Regions from separate parts of the Mus musculus genome. Here regions 2 and 3 are each linked to region 1. Evidence: chromatin loops called from intact Hi-C (ENCODE). Cell type or tissue: left cerebral cortex. All regions are shown on one strand.

What was found. Hi-C counts contacts between places; a loop is a spot of excess contacts. Peaks named below come from ENCODE experiments on the same cell type or tissue, not always from the same donor. Only the 100,000 strongest peaks of a DNase experiment are listed, where the experiment ranks them.
Region 2: it touches region 1 in a loop (3-fold over the local background); 7 of 42 quality-filtered maps call a loop at or near these places.
Region 3: it touches region 1 in a loop (2.7-fold over the local background); 5 of 42 quality-filtered maps call a loop at or near these places.

What each region holds. Positions count from the first base shown.
Region 1 is chrX:94,633,828-94,637,827 of GRCm38, reverse strand. It overlaps Gspt2 (G1 to S phase transition 2), which reads right to left and starts at 1,759. Exons shown (of 1, transcript NM_008179.2): 1 at 1-1,759. The coding sequence starts at 1,571. In left cerebral cortex, no CTCF peak of the experiment used is centred here; DNase peaks (open chromatin) are centred at 1,039 and 1,635; H3K4me3 peaks cover 2,200 bases; H3K27ac peaks cover 860 bases.
Region 2 is chrX:94,430,175-94,434,174 of GRCm38, reverse strand. No RefSeq gene overlaps it. Among named protein-coding and RNA genes, the nearest start is that of Gm14827, 11 kb to the left of the region's middle. In left cerebral cortex, a CTCF peak has its summit at 2,009 (motif pointing left); DNase peaks (open chromatin) are centred at 2,041 and 2,209.
Region 3 is chrX:94,543,016-94,547,015 of GRCm38, reverse strand. It overlaps the pseudogene Gm9005. Among named protein-coding and RNA genes, the nearest start is that of Maged1, 3.0 kb to the right of the region's middle. In left cerebral cortex, a CTCF peak has its summit at 1,875 (motif pointing right); DNase peaks (open chromatin) are centred at 1,288, 1,900, 3,184, 3,818 and 1 more place; H3K27ac peaks cover 182 bases.

The sequences.
Region 1 (4,000 bases):
CGTCCGGAATGGCAAAGATTACTGGGTTCACAAAGTATGAAGCCTGGAAGAATCTCTTCCTCTTCAATCCCTTTCAGTCTGATTTTGAGGTTTTCACCTGGAGCTACAAAATCAGTCTCGGCATCATCAGAAACGATTCCTAGAACTTCCACACTGTGCTTGTTTGGCATCATCACAAGCTGCTGGCCTTTAAAAATGGATCCTGATTCCAGCTTACCCAGGACCACAGTGCCCATATCCTTGTACTTATCCACAATTGGCAACCTAATTGGCCCATCAATTGATCTGTTGAAGTTTGGCAAACTATCCAAATACGGAATAAATGGTAATCCGGTGTACCAAGGACAGAAATCAGATTGCTCTTTAATATTTGCTCCAGTCAGTCCTGAGCAGGGCATAAAGTGAATGTCCTTTTTTGGACTGAAACCAACTTTTTTCAAAAAGGGCACCAGTTTTTCTTTACATTCTTCATATCGCTCACTGCTCCAATCTACTGTGGGGTCATCCATCTTATTAATAAGCACTATTAAGTATTTTACCCCTGCTGTTTTGGCCAGCATTGCATGTTCTCTTGTCTGTCCACCTTTTTCAAATCCAGTCTCAAATTCCCCTTTCCTGGCAGAGATCACCAGCACAGCTAAATCGGCTTGAGAGGCACCGCCAATCATATTTGGGACAAAACTCTTGTGGCCAGGGGCATCTAGGATTGTGAAATGCTTCTTTTCCGTTTCAAAATACGCACGGCCCACTTCCACTGTTTTACCCTTGTCTCGTTCTTCCTGGTTTGTATCTAAGGCCCAGGACAAGTACCAGGTCTCTCTATTCTTCTCCTTAGCTTCTCGTTCGTATTTCTCAAGTGTCCTTCTGTCAACCATTCCTGTCAAAAACATTATTTGTCCTCCAATGGTTGACTTGCCAGCATCCACATGCCCAATGAAGACCACATTTACGTGTTCTTTCTTAGGTGCACCTGATGGTATGGACACAGATTTTGATTTCCTTACTTCCTCTTTCTCCTCCATCACTTCCTTGACACTTTCTTCTGGGGGCCCTGCATCTCCCAAAGAAGCCTCAGGCTTTGCTTCACTCACTTCTTTAAGCTCCCAAGATTCTTCTAGGGCCATCTCCACCTCTCCATTTTCTACAACAGGTTCTGAAAGTTCCATGGTAACAACTGAACTGGAACCCTCCCACGACACTAAAGGGCCATCTTTGGAAGGTTCTACAGGTGCTCCCCATTCCATCCGTTTACCTTCAGGCTCCCCGGCGCCACCGATGCAGGTTTCGTCGCAGCTGGAGGCTGTGGGGGCGGGCGGCTGGGCCGATCCAGGCAGGAAGGACGGCACGAACTCCGCTGCGCTTACGCTAGGCACGAAAGGTTTGGCGTGGATGTTGAGCTGACTGCTGAAGGCCAAGCTGAGATGCTTGCGCTGGGCCTCGGCTTCCGCGGCCTCAGCCGCTGCCATGGCTGCGGGGGCGATTCCATCCCCGCTCGGAGCCGAACCCGGGGCTTCCATGTCCACCTGATCCCAGCAGTCGGGAGCCGAGTCGCTGCTGCTGCCGAGATCCATGGTGTGAGCAGCCGGGGTGCGGCGGAGAAGGAGCGAGGTAGGCAGGTCAGGAGGAGAGGGTTCTACCGGTGGTAGTAAGGCAGGAACAGCCACGGGCCACGGGCGAGCGACGCGAACCTTAGCGGCGCGGAGGCAGCTAAGCGCAGATGCTGCACTCACAGCTGCGGCGGCGGCAGATATGGCCGCTCAAGGCTCAGCTCCAATGTGTGAGCGAATCTCCTCCCCCAAATCCCAATCACTTCCGACTCCTCCACCCCTGACCCAACGCCTGTGGTGAATTGACCCCTCGCTGCCATCCGTAGGTTTGTCCCCGTTAGTTCTCAGTCAGAGGCTGAGTCTCCAAGTACAATTTAAAAAGAAAAGAAAAAGAAAAAAACACGAGATTTTCTATTTATTTTGGTTCACACAATCTGACAGAATGATTTGACCACGTTCCAATGATTAAGCCTTAGATACACCTGACTTAAAATTCTAAAATCTTCACATAAAACGAAAATTCCTATTGAACAAATGGGAGGCAAAAAATGAGCAACAAGCGGGGTGGGAGGTCAGTAGCGCTTACACGGGGATTTATAGAATGAATCAAGATAGTAATTGCAACTTAAAATCACGAATTAATTTGAAATCGAGAGGCTTTTTGTTCCCATTGATGCCCCCATCCGCTTGCATTTTAAGGATGGGGTTAATGGTCTTTTTAAATTACCAAGGAAAGCAATTTTTAACAATTATTCTAATCATTTTATATGCAAGTATCCGGACAGTAGCAGGCAGGCCATTCTCTGGAGTAAGGCCACTGTACCTTTCCAACCATCTGTAGTTGTACCTATATACCAGGACTTCTACAAGAATCACAGGCCATGCCCTTTCAGCTTCGTTCGGAAACCAGAACTGAGTTTGCAATAGGAATCAATGCAGTGGCAGAGGTAAAAAGAAACTGGCTGTAAGCTCAATTAAAGCCACTATGGCCTCTAAAGTGTAGAAAATCCTTTATAGTTCTCATTAATAGACTATCACCCTCAAAAATGGTTGATATTTTATCTAAATCCTGGATGTACTTGTTTGTAAATTATAGCAATCAGAGAGGAGAAAGCTGGGGATGATCCAATTTACTTTTCCCAGGTGGAGTTGTAGGCATTTGTTTTAAATCAACCCAATAACAAAGTAAGACGTTATAAAACCAAGTGGATGACTGGTAATTTGATCACTATGTTCTCCATACTTCATGAGAATATCAGGGCCCTTGATAGTGCTCACTATGGAGCTGCCACAGCTGTGTGCTATTTATTTCCCACCTTTACCTGCCCTTGGTTCTTTTTCCCTGGTAATGGTTTATTTCTTTTATTGCAGAAAAAAGAAAAATAATAGGAAAAACTGAGAAGTAAAATGTAAAGATAGACTTCTGGGCAGCACCCCGCACAGGTACTGGAACATTTTGTGACCCTAGGACAACGTTCTTTAAATGGGTTTAGGAGAATCTGTCAAGGTTTAAGGGGCTGTTATTACATAAAGTAACCTATTCTAATACACAGGACAGATTTAGAATTTTTCCTTCTAAGTCAATTGAATTAGTCATAAAATATTAACAAGTTTGCTGCTTGGGTATCTTTTTTAGAGAACAGAGGGTTTTCTTCATTAACAGCTTTAAAGGGGAAAAAAGAAATGGTGGATTGGTGTCCTCACAGTCTGTCATTCATGGGATTCAGAAAGTGACTAGAGGCAGGACAGAGAACAAGACAGGCAGACAGACGGAGGGAGAAACAGACACACAGAACATTTGCTTCAGTCTACTGGAAAAATTGACCTTAGACAAAACTCTTGGCTTATGAAGGAGCACTCGTCTCCCTCTCACAAAGATTTTCCCCACTATATTTTTAAGTATATATGATATTTATTCATTTCCCCTTTTAAATGTTTTATTGTAAAACATAGAACAAAGATAATTGCATAAAGCCAGGAAGTGGTGGCTCACGCCTTTTATTCCAGCACTTAAGAGGCAGAGGCAGGTGAATCTCTGAGTTAGATGCCAGCCTAGCTTATAGAGCTAGTTCCAGGACAGCCAGGGCTACCTACACAGGGAAAACTCTGTCTCAAAAAGAATTTCATAAAACAAAATTATGTTTATTTTCTTATAAAAAGAGATAAGTACCACTGGGGTTGGACACCCCCAAATTTTGACCAAAGGTTCAGGGAACATCCAGAAGAAGGAACAGAAAGACTGAGGAACTGTATTTAAAGGTTTCAGCATTAGGAAGAAATGGCTGCTGAGAGAAGTCAAATCAGTCTTTCCCAAGGATGAGACCCAGATAGGTTATCCTGTCTGAAGTGGTCAGCTCTAAACACATATACACATGAGAAACACTAAATGGATTCAGCATGATATATATATATATCAATGTGTGTGTGTGTGTGTGTGTGTGTATATATATATA
Region 2 (4,000 bases), 200 kb after region 1:
TAAGCAGGCCATGGTGGTGTAGTACTCAGGAATTCAAGGCCAGCCTGGTCTACATAATGAGTTTCAGGCCAGCCAGAGATACATAATGTAACCATAAATTTAAAAAAGAACAGAAAAATATCTCATGTTAACAATCTCATTTAAAAATAAAGTTGAAATCACTATGCAATGTGAAATTCATTGTATTTAACATACACTTTTTTGAGACAGGGTTTCTCTGTGTAGCCCTGGCTGTCCTGGAACTCACTTTGTAGACCAGGCTGGCCTCGAACTCAGAAATCCGCCTGCCTCTGCCTCCCGAGTGCTGGGATTAAAGGCGTGCGCCACCACACCCGACTTTATGAACTTTTGTTTTCAAAGTATTTCAACCTTTTTACCCTAATGGAATAATAAATGGCATGAACTAAAGTTCTCAGAGAAAACGCCACATCTACTTTAAACATTCTATAAGGCTTTAGTCGGTTGGAATGCTGCAGGACCAAAGCCAAATTATCTTGGGCCATCATAACTCCTGAATATTCCCTAGCAGGGCCTCAGCAGTCTTGTGATTACTTGGTAAATCCCAAGGCTAGGAAGAGAGTCTGAGGCCTGGAGCAGAGCTCCCCCAGGCCTTCATTATAACCACTGTCAATGAAAGTAACAGTCTTACCTCAAAGTAATAAAAGATGGGATTTATTCTGGAGTCAAATATGAATTATCATGGCCCAGGAACACAGATTTAGAGCTCCCCAAAATACCATGTTTCAATGAGGCAAAAATTTCACAAATGTTTTATAGTGACAGAAAAAAAGAAGGCCATAAATCAAGACACTTCGAAATACGTCAGTGGGCACATCAGGCGGGCAGGTGAGAACCCTGCTGTAGGCCCTGGATGCCACCTGATGCTTTTAGTCCTTTGGTTGGTGGAAAACTTGAATTTTGTTAATGTATTTCCTAAATGTTTTATTTGTTAGTCAGGATGTTAAGTCTGACAGAGAGAGGGAAGAGAAAAAGCAATTTAATAGGCTAAAGGTCACCCAAGACAAACTGTAATTAGGCCCTCAAACTGCAACAGTCCAGTCGCTCCACATAATTGAAGCAAGCTGTTTGGCTTTTTGTTTGTTTGAGACAGGGTTTCTCTGTGTAGCCCTGGCTGTCCTAGAACTCACTCTGTAGACCAGGCTGTCCTCAAACTCACAGAGATCTGCCTGCTGCTGGGATTAAGGCAGGCACCACCACGCCCTACAAGGTTTTAAACAGTCAATAAGCCTTTGCAGACTCAACTTCTTTCCAAGAATTCTCACATCTGACCATCTAAGTGTACTTGAAAAGGGTCCTCAATTGTGGTTTTGCTACCATAAAAATTATGAAACTGTTACCACATTTAAACTTGGTGTTTTGGGTAACCTACATCTGTGTTCCAGAGCCAGCATCAGTCGTCTCCAAACTAAACTCTCTTCCCTTTGAGAGGAGAGTTATGTTTTTGTGGTGGTAGTAAACATCTCACTGAATATTACACAATGAATGGATGAACGAACAAAATATCACACAGTAAATATACTCAATATTAATTAAGTATACACCTCAAGAAAAAATAAATCGTGCCATTAAATGAAAGACTTGTTAGGAAATTTATAAGAGTCTATGGCTATGCTGGCTGGACACATTATCTGGATTCCAATGTTTCACAGTGATGTTAACTGACATCTATAAATCAAATAAAATATGGCCTCAATACTAAAGCATATATTTACATGCCAAGACAACTAAAGTAAGAGAACATTCAATAATGAGAAAATATTAGTTGGAGTTACCCAGAAACCACATACTGTGTTTTAGTAAAAGAACCCTGATAATATTACCCCATTGAAAATCCCATGGAATCTATAGCATTTGAGGAAGAAGAAAGAAAAAGAAAAATGAAAAACACCGACAAAAAGAAGAAAGAAGGGGGTGACAAAGCTGCGTCACATTTTTTTCCAAGTACAAAGGGCAGAGGAGAAACTGAGCAGCAGGCGAGAGAAAGGAGCAGCACTACCATCTACTGGTCAGAAAGCCTAAATTCAACCAGTGAACAAAAATTGATCTAGTTTTTTTTTCTGGCTCTTCACCAACCTAAAAAGGCAGGCCCTGGAAGTCAGGTGGGATAAAAAAGAGGGTTAGGGGGTGTCACATTATACAGAATTATATGCACTAAGTACATCAGCCCCAGAACCTGTCCGGCAAGACAGCCTTTAGTCCCACCCTCGGAGCCATAGCAACAGCAGCAGGAAGTCCAAAGCACATAGGAAATACATAAGGTAGTAAATCATTGGATTGGCAGGCTTTGAGCCTACACAATGATTCAAAATGAGGTTGCGAGCATTAGCCCTCACTCCAGGATCCTAACAACCTACCTCCTAGCATACTTAGATGAGCTGATGGCACGTTTCAGGAGCCCTCTGCTTTATCCATCCCAAAGTCTCCACACCTGTGAGGAGGCCCTGGGCAGCACAGAAGACAGCTTTCTTGTGCTGTCCAGTAGTGTCCAGTCGCCAGCATGTATCTGAGCAGGTCAGAACTTCTGCCCCTGACGAAGTTTTGCTTAGAAAAACAAGAGCTTACAATCCCCTGGCCTACACAATCTCTATGCTGTTCTCTGTGTTCAGTGCCCCAGAGAGCAAAGGACGATGGAAAACAGAAATCATGAAAATGAGTAAACTTAGCATTCCTTAGGCATACCAATCACCCCAAAATAACCTCTAAACTCCATTCTGTAGCCCTAACAAGCTCCAGCACCACCCTTTTTTACTTAACCAATGATTTGTAGAGAAACCCTTTAAAATTCTAATGTATTTTTGCTGGGTATAACACAACCTGGAACGCATGGAAGCAAGCATGGAGGTGCTTCATTGAAAACTAAGTTCCATAAACATTCTAGTTCTATTTCATGTTAGTAAGTTTTTAAATACATCTTTGCATGTGTTTATGTTTCATCGGTGTGTCTACACATAATATTTTTCCTATATGTAATTCCTACCTGTATGCTGCTTTGTTGCAGGACCCTTTGTACACATGTTTAAGGAAGATGGACTCTCCTGTTAAAATTAGGATTCCGAGGCTTGGAGGTAATCGTACCCATTACACCACTATCTGGCTAAGGATTGAATGTGTACTTCTGAAAACCAAAGCTTTGGGATGAAAGAAGACACCGGAGAGGAGTGAGGAGCAGGCCTTATATTGTGACCTGACAACGGTGCTCCTGAATGCTGTCTTTGTGTGATATTTTAAAGGTTAGTCAATCAATGCACACCAAGGAGGGATGAGGCCAGAGAACATCAGAGCTGAAGCAGGGTTAGAGTTCCCTTAGGAAGGAATAGAATAGGGCAAGCAACTGTGCTCATTTCCCAAGTTTTGAAACTGTGGTTGAAGATAATGGAAGGTTCTCACTGCCAGACTGGTCCTTTAAAATGTCTTTCTCTCATTACATTCCCTGGTGTGAGAGATTGCAAGGACTCTCACATATGATGCACATGTAACACCTTGAACCTATATCCCCAGTCACAAAGTACTCATTTTCAAAATCACAGTATCTTACATGAGACCTTACATATTTAAGCTAAACATACACACCTGTACTCCTGGCACTTCAGAGCTGGTGGCAGGAGGATTATGAATTCAAAATTATCCTCAGCTGTGTGGCTCAGCTGGCCTTAAACTCCCTGGAAAGTTCCTGATGTGGGGCGGGGAATCACTTTTGAAAGGCTGAATGGCTTGAACTTTATGATTATGGAGAGGTGAAATGTTATAAATCCATAGCCAAAATTATCTTAGTCCACTTAAACAGCATCTGTGCATCTGACCTAACATCCTTTCAACCAGCCTGGGCTACTTAGAAAGACAGCATACATGAGCATGAGCACACGTGCGCACACACACACATGCGTACACACGCACACGCACACGCACACACACACACACACATACATGTGCGCGCACAGACTTGAGTACTATACCTAGTACAAAAAAATCATGCTACACT
Region 3 (4,000 bases), 91 kb after region 1:
CAACATCCTGGGTCCTAAGTCTGTGGCTTGCATTGCTGAGCTGGAAAAGAAAAGGCTAAAGAACTTGCCACTACATTGGGTTAAATGTACACTAAGTTTTCTGTACATAGATATAATTTAAATAATAAAAAGAAAAAGGGAAAAGGAAATAAAAAGGAGATGCACCTAACCCTCAAGAGACTGGAGGCCCCAGAGAGTGGAGAGCTCTGGTAAGGTGGGGGCTGGGGTGGGGACATCTTCATAGAGGGGGTGGGGAGGTATGAGATGTGGAATAGTCAGAGGGTGGACCGGGAGGGGGATAAAAATCTGGAGTGTGAAAAAAAAAGAGTAAATTAAAATTTAAAAAAGAGAAGAGAAGAGAAGAGAAGAGAAGAGAAGAGAAGAGAAGAGAAGAGAAGAGAAGAGAAGAGAAAGAGCCAGGCATAGTGGCACATGAATTTATAATCCCAGCACTTGGGAGACAGAGGTAGGAGAATCTCTGGAGGTTCAAGGCCAGCCTGATCTACAAAGAGAGTCCAGGACAACCAGAGTTCTGTTACACAAAAAAAGCCATGTATCAAACAACAAGAGAGAGAGGGAAGGAGAGGAGAGGAGGGGAGAATAAAGAGGGCCTGGAGAGGTGGTTCAGAGGATAAGAGCACTGGCTACTCTTCCAGATGACCTGGGTTCAACTCCCAGCCCCCACAGGGCAGCTCACAACTGTCTGTAACTCCAGTTCCAGGGGATTCGACACCCTCACACAGACATACATGTAGGCAAAACAGCAAATGCACATAACATAAATAAACTTTTAAAAGGCTACTGAAAAAGAAAAAGAGGAAACATAGAAAGAGGGGGTGGGAGAGATGACTCAACAGTTACGAGTGCTTGCTGCTCTTCCAGAGCAATCGGGGTTAGTGTGCAGCACCCATGTGAACCATCTGTGACTACAGCTTCAAGGGAGCCAACATCCTCTTCCAACATCCATGGGCACCTTCATGCATACATACATACATACATATAAAAATAAATGTTTTAAGTAAGAGTAAGATAAGCCATAAACTGGGAAAACTTGCAAACCACATATCTGACAACAGACTCATGAATAAACTAGAAAAAGTCAATATTCAAGGTTTAAACTAATTGACTTATTCTCTTTGTTAATCTGTATACATCCATGTGTGTGTGAGTGTAAGTATGGCAAATGTATGTGGTACATACATGCATGGGTGTGTGGAGGTACACACCCATGCACTCACAGAAGCCAAAGGAGGATGGCAAGTGCTTCTGTTTTATTCTCAGGCAGTCTTTCACTACCAGACAGAAAAATCCGGCAATCCTCCTGTCTCCACCCCCACAGTGGGTGTGCAAAGCTCTAATGAGCTTCTTCCATGTGTGTTAGGAATTTGAACTCAGATCCTCCTGCTTGTGCGGCAGTGATCTTACCAAGGTCCAACATCGCTAGCAAAAGCAGTAAGACAACCCAAATAGAAGATGGATCAAACGTATACAGAGACATTTTACTAAAAAGGAGATACGGGTGTGAAATTATCATACATAAATATATTCAGTTAACCACCAAGTAAATGCACATTAAAAGCACGGTGAGCTATTCCTACACACTATTGCTAAAAATTCTGACTACAAATGTCACCCAAGATTTGTAGAAATTGAACCACTTATATGTGGTTAATGGGATGTAAAATGGTTGAGCCACTCTAGAAAAGATCTGTAACTTCTTGTAAAGCTAACACACACTTACTATAAGCCCAGAAATTGCACTGTTGTACATTTAACTCAAAGAAATGGATATCTGTTTACACACAAAAAAATGTAAAAATAAAAATTAGGGGCTAGAGATGGCCAAACCGTTTTAGTCAGTTCAGTTCCCAGCACCCACACCAGGTGGCACACAACCACCTCTGTAACTCCAGTTCCAGGGACTACAACTCTCTTCTGGCATCCAAAAGCCAGCACATATGTAGCATACACACAGAGAAACAAACCCACATACACTTTGAGGGGAAGTTAGAAAGACAGGCCTGCTCAGGGACAAACATCTGGATAAGAACTAAGAAAAATAGAAGGACTCAGGGGTTTTAATTTAAAACAACAACAAAGCAGCCTATCTAGACTCATGTCCCACCCCATCTAGACTCATGTCCCACCCCTCAGACTCTCACCTCCCAGTGTCCCCTCCCAGCTCCAAGGAAAGAGCCTGAGAGCCTTTTAGCTTCTGGAAAGCTTCCCACCCCCACCCCCACCCCCCCCCCCCGCATTCCAGTCCTTTTGTCTTTTCTGCTCACTCAGTCCTTTGCCTTTTCCCCCAAAATGAACTCAGCTAACACCAGGATCCCTGTTACAACATGAACAGACACAAAAAAGAACGTTAAACATTTAAAAGAATGACGCAGAGAAAGATTTTTCTGATAAGATAAAAACATGCAAAAATGCGTATGCTCCTGGTTCTTGTCCAATGATAAAAACACGACTCTTTGATCAAGCAGGGATTTAAACATCATGCTAACAATGCACATCTGAGAGACCTGAAAGAAGAATGTGGAGTATTAGGCAAAAGAGTGCCATTTAAAATATTTCCACGTGCATTATTATCTTATTGACGTAAGAAGCTCTGTGCCTGAGCTTAAAAATGCTATATGAAAGGTAGCAGAAAAGCCTTAGCCACTGGCTCAGGGTGGTGAGGATTCAAAACTGATTACTTAACTTTGATAGCATTTAGATATTTCAATCCCCAATGATGAATATAAACTGTTGCCATAATGAATTATGTCTCTGTATATGACAAAAAAATAATACGTGAATTTATCGGGCAAAAAAAAAAATTTCCTCTCAGGCTTCTAGCTTTAGCAATGGGGTAGATTGTGTGATTCATTCATTTATCAAACAATCTTTATTGAGAATATAAAACGTATTAGGTAGGCATTGTTCTTCGTGCTGAAGGTACAACAACGAGTAAATTGGGCAAACTTCCATATCCATATCCCTAAAGAAACTCCCAATCTCATGTGACAAAAAGAACAAAACTAAAGGAAACAGTGGTGAGGATATACATACATATATATTCATATATATATGAATATATACATACATATATATTCATATATATATGAATAAATTTTGAAATAATAATTTTGAGAATATCAAGAGATATCCACCTGGAGAAGGGAGGGGACAGCAGGGTGCAAGTCCATAAGGTACAGGCTGGATCATGACTGAAGATACAGACGTGGAAGCAGAGAAAATATAAAATGGCACCTCAGACCTCCTTTCCTGAGTCTGATCACGTCCCACTGCAGACACTTTACAGAGGAAGTGCTGAGGAAAAACAGGCAGCTGACAGGGGAGGTTGCTATGCAACAGATGAGGGAAGTCATCCAGCCTGGCAGAATTGATGTTGGCCCTTGGGGACAAAATGCTGCAGTCCTTCCTAGCATTAGCCTTCTTTCCTATGCAGGCTCCTCACAGGAGCTGACGCCACAATAAATGGGAAACGCGCTAAGGTCTGCCCGGGACTTGGGAAACGGATGGGTTTGGATTGAGTCATTTCGCATCTGTATGCCATCTTTCTGCGTTTGTTTCCCCAGCTGTCCTGGAAGCACAGCTGGCTGTGTGTCCTTGGGCACGACCCTCTTTGCGGGATTCCTGTTTTGGATAGTAGTGAGTAAACCAGGCTCAGAGAAGTCCACTAAAGTGTAGTGACTATATCTCAGGGGACTCACACAGCGAGGGACAGATAGGGCAGACACTCCTCCCGGAATTCTAAAGCCAAGGCCAGCTTCATTCTGCAAGAACAAGGCAGACACACCTGAATGCTCTGGCCGCTCCAGCAGTCACCAAGAAAGCCTGCGGTCTCGCTCCTGGAGACTGCCTACTAAGAGGAGCACAGAACGAACCTAAAGGGTCCCCACACATGCCAGGCCTCCTAGAACACAAGCCTTATTCCCATGGAACAAATATTGGGGAGAGGACAGCTTGTTATTCCAATAGAGGTTGAAGGAGT